Regions from separate parts of the Mus musculus genome. Here region 2 is linked to region 1. Evidence: chromatin loops called from intact Hi-C (ENCODE). Cell type or tissue: left cerebral cortex. All regions are shown on one strand.

Evidence for each region. A loop is a pair of places that touch in the nucleus more often than their neighbours do. Peaks named below come from ENCODE experiments on the same cell type or tissue, not always from the same donor. Only the 100,000 strongest peaks of a DNase experiment are listed, where the experiment ranks them.
Region 2: a loop joins it to region 1, with 2.0 times the contacts of the local background. A loop is called at or near these places in 3 of 42 quality-filtered maps.

What each region holds. Positions count from the first base shown.
Region 1 is chr12:77,602,665-77,605,164 of GRCm38, forward strand. All of the region lies in intron 2 of Gm35240 (a long non-coding RNA gene), which reads left to right. Among named protein-coding and RNA genes, the nearest start is that of Gm35240, 50 kb to the left of the region's middle. In left cerebral cortex, no CTCF peak of the experiment used is centred here; DNase peaks (open chromatin) are centred at 1,263, 1,532 and 2,299; H3K27ac peaks cover 972 bases.
Region 2 is chr12:77,661,972-77,664,471 of GRCm38, forward strand. No RefSeq gene overlaps it. Among named protein-coding and RNA genes, the nearest start is that of Gm35440, 87 kb to the right of the region's middle. In left cerebral cortex, no CTCF peak of the experiment used is centred here; a DNase peak (open chromatin) is centred at 1,394.

The sequences.
Region 1 (2,500 bases):
GTGGCCCCTGGAATTGGACATTATGGTGGCCCTTTAGGGGTCAGACTGCAAGGATGTGGATCTTGATAGTCTTTTCTTCCTTCCTTTCTTCCCTCCCTCCCTTCCTTCCTGTGCTCCTTCTTCCATCCTTCCTCCCTCCTTCCTGTCCTCCTTCCTTCCTTTTCTCTTCTCTAACCTCATACACACACACACATATACATATATATATACACATACATATACATACATACACACATACACACACATATATACACATATACACACACACATATATATGTATATCTATACATATATATGTGTGTGTATGTGTGTATATATATATATATATATATATATGGACTCCTTTTTTAGACAGGGTCTCTCACTGAACCTGGAGGTCTCCAAATAAACTAGATGGGTGCCTATCAACCTCTAGGGGTCCTCCTGTTTCTGTCTTTCCAGTTATAGATGGTTTTTGTTGTTGTTGTTGTTTTAACAAGTATTAGGTATCATAGAAAAATATTTATAAACAAAATACACAGTAGTACTTGGCGGGTTAGATGGGGTACAAAAGAAAGACTGTGGATAGCATCAGAAAAATTCTTATCATTGTCACTTGTTAGATAACAACGCCACTCCTGAGCTGGGAGCACCAGGCCAGGGCCACTTTAGGGGCAAGGTTGAGATCAGTCACAGGGGAGAAACTCTGGAGGTTTTTAAAGAATGATATGCTACCAACAATCTACCTGGGAGGTGGTTGGAAGCTCTCCACTGGATAAAGCACCTCGGAGAAGACTCAGCCACTGTGGGGTTGTTTCCATGGGGCAAATAGCCAGGCTGGAGTGGGCTGAGATCCAGGTCCAAGGTGAGAAATGTAGCCAAGGGGGCTCAGGTGAGGCTGCTGAGAAGATGGTGCCTAAGGGAGAAGACAGGTGGGTGTTGCATGGAGAAAGGCATGTGATGAACGGGAGCAGTTTGCTTTGTGTTGTGTTTAGCTGAGAAGTCATTGGGAAAAAACAGCGTGGGTATAGAGGGTGCACGGACAGAAGGATCATTGCGAGCAAAGATTCCTGAGGAAGAAATAGGTGAAGAAAGTCTCCTTAGCATACTCCACATTGAATGTCTGTCCCATAATAGAAGGGCAGGAAGAAAGGAGGCATATACAGATGTGAGTGGGCGAGCTTTTTGAATATGTGGTTCAGATGCACTCTCCAGATGATGGGTCCTTTGTACAAAGTAGGAAATGGCACCCAGGAGTCACCTGCTCAGACTGTGGGTAGGTGTGAGTGTATGAGCATGTGTGTGCAGGCATAGCATGTGTGCTAGCACGTGAGAGCACACATGCTCATGAGTGGTTCTATCAAGACTTGAAGTTTTGATCATCCAACACTGAACAGAAAGCTCGAACTGATAGGACAGAAGGAGCCAGACCTAATCTGGTTAGCAGAGGAGGCCGGGACTCCCCAAGTGTGGTTTACAGCTTCCCCCAAGACTCGCCACCTGTCCTGAGGAGCAGCATACGAGGAGAGAAAACCTGAGGACGTGTTTCAAATGTTACCGTGACATTTATAGGATTACCGATGAAAATAGAACGTCTGTAGGCATGGCTTGCGTGTGAGAAGAGAAATTGCTCATTCAGGAATCCACCCTTCTCTGTTCTGTGGAGACTTCCTAAGACGTGAGCACCGGGTGGTGTGAGATGCCAGGTTTATATGTATGTGGCTGTAGGGGGTTTCTGCTGGCCTGTGTCAGATGCTGGAGGGAAGTTTCTAGGAACCATTAGTAGGCTGAACCTGACTCCCTTGTCTGCAAGTATCTGAAATGGAATGCCAACTCTGCTCTCCTGCCAGAAACAGCCTCAGAGTGACGCATCTTCTCCCTGTTGACTCTAGGTAAAATGTTAAGGTGTCCATTTGGTTGGTTGTAAGTGGGTGCTTCTGAGTTAGTATCTCCTCCTTATCTAATTAGCTCAGCTCATGGAAGAGACTGTTGGGGTGACTTATTGCTCTCCCTTGAACCAACCCAGCCGCCATTTAAGGGCTTCTTTGTGCCAGTACCAGGCCAGGGTTTTTACACTTTCTCATTCCGCTGTGTGGGTGATTTTAATCTCTGTTTATTAACACCTACCCCATTTACTCCTTACAACAACCTTATGGAACCTTATTAGCTTTAATACATAGATGAAGAAACTGAGGCTCAGAGACGTTGCATGAGATCAACTCTGCTAGAAGTGACAGCCCTGGGCTGGAGCCCAGTGCCTCCTTAATGACACACAAAGCCAAGGCTGCTATTGCTTCTCTCTCCTACACAGCAGCTGTCAGGAGTACCTTTCCAGGACCAAGCCATAAAGGCAGGCGTGGGTATGGGGTGTGTCTGGAAGGCCTCATCAGATACCGTGATTAAAATTAGACTTTTGTTGTTCATGCCTGAACAGTGTGTTTCCACCCCATCCCTACTCTCTTCCAAGTTTACCTGGATGGTCACTGCTACACTTTGAATCTGAGGTGTCTGTTACAGATTT
Region 2 (2,500 bases), 59 kb after region 1:
AGGGGTCTGGCACACATGCTCCTCTTTCTGAATGCTCAGGTGAATTACAGCACCCTGAAACATGGCATCTAGGATACAAGTGCAGATAATCTTTGACAAGAGGAACAAAGGCCAACCCTAGGTGAGAAGCATGAACTCTGATGGGTCTGAGGTCAGCATCCAGGGTGAACAGGAGCCAGGAGGCAAAGCTGGAGTCACAAAGATGGAGAAGGATGCAGCTGAGGGTAAAGACTATTAGGAGCTCACATTGTCCACTTAGATCAACATGAAGACACTGGAGGCAGGGAGATGCCTTGTGGCTTTGCAGGCACAGCTGGGGCCCTGGCAAGGAGAAGCACTAGGGAGCCTGTAAGCATGAGTATCTAGTGCCGCTCTCTGTGCAGCCATTTTCCTCCAGGTTCTAGAAAAAACAGAAGGACTCTAGGTGGGCTAGGCAGCATCACCAGACAAGTAAGAGACCCTCCAGACCAAGACCTTGCCTCTCCAGATTTGCTTATCAGGTGCATCTCTTCCAGCTGATCAGGAGGCCTGAGGGTACACTCACACACACACACACACACACACACACAGAGAGAGAGAGAGAGAGAGAGAGACAGAGACAGAGACAGAGACCGAGACAGAGAGAAAGACACACATACATAGACATACAGACACACACATGTATAGATACACATACACACATATAGATGCACACACACACAGACACACACACATAGACACACAGACACAGATACACACATACACACACACACACATATAGACACACACACACAGATACACACATACACACACATACACACAAACACACACAGACACACACACATAGACACACAGACACAGATACACACATACACACACATACACACAAACACACAGACACACACACATAGACACACAGACACAGATACACACATACACACACACATACACACAAACACACAGACACATACACACAGTCACACATGTATAGACACACATACATATACACACATAGATACAAACACACACAGACACATACACACACAGTCACACACAGACACATACATACACAGACATAGATGCACACACAGACATACACGTACACACACATATAGACACACACACAAGTGCACACACAGTCACACACAAACATGTACACACAGTCACACACACACACACACACACACACACACACACACACACACGGATCTCTTGTCTCCAGTCTTGACTTCCTGTAAGCTTCCCCCAGTTTCAATGCTTGCCAAATCAGCCTTCCTCTGCCACAGCCCCACTCCATTTATTTTCAGATTTTAGCTTTAAAATAGCCTTGCTGATAGGTGCCAAAACCCAACAGACCTGAAAACTGCTTACCAGGATGAAAAGCTGAAGGACACTGGTTTTCCAGATATGACTCAGGAAAGCCTCATCCCACACTGCTTGCCTTCTCCATCTGCAGACAGGGTGACACGCCCCCAACCCCAACCTTCCCCAGGCTTTCTTGCTTGGCACACATTTCAGTGAAAAGTGTATAAGAAGCTAACAAGAAGAATAGCTTCTAAAGGCTGCACGACAGGCCGGTATGAAAAAATAATCCATTCCCATGTGACAGAGAACTGAGGCAGGCACTCCAGTCAGACTCAGAGTGGACTGAACAACAGTTCCCACAATGCCTAGGGTAAGAAGAAAAAGTAGGATTGAGGCAGGGCAGTAGGCAGCAGTGAGTGTCCTTGGTCTATCTGTCTCTTTCTTCCCATCCTTGGTCCTTCTGAAGCTTCAGGTGTCCACGAGGAGTTGCCCTGGGAGTTATGCCAGGTATATCTCAGCCATACAGCCTGTGCTGGCTATTTCAATTATTCAGCTTGGTCAACAAACTGTAGAGAGGCCTCCAGCACTGTGCTATCTGTCCTTGGGAATCAGAGCTATATAAAGTAAATGCAAAACACGTTCTCTGCCTTCTAGGGGAGCCCAGAAAGCACACAGTATTATAAGTGTCACACCACAGGCCACCTACCGGCTTTGGAGGTTAAAGAGGACTCTGTGTGTGGTGGTGGTGGTGAGGTGACCTTTAGGCAGAGACCAGGAAGATAGATAGGAATTGACAGTTAAGTGGCAGGGAAGGTAAGCAGGGGGAAAGGTGGCACTTGCAGAGGGACCGGCCTGTGCAGGGGGGATGGGGGTGAGAAAGAGCAGGCTGTGCCCTGGAGATAAGGGGCTCAGTGTGGACGGAGAATGCTGGGATCAGGGGAATCAGGCATAAATGACCTGGAAAACCAGTAGAGCTACCCAAGGATCCTGGAGACCTCGTGTATTGGTTACTTTTGATGATGTGGCAGAACAATGGACAGGAAGCAACTGAGGGAGAAAGGGCTGATGTCGGCTTGTGGTTGGGGGTATAGTCAGTCCATCACAACAGGGATGGTTCCACAGTGGGAGCAGAAGCTCTGGCTATAACAGCAGGGCCATGTGCCTGCTTGCTCACATCCAGATGGGTGGGGAAGCAGAAACGGGGGGGGGGGGGGAT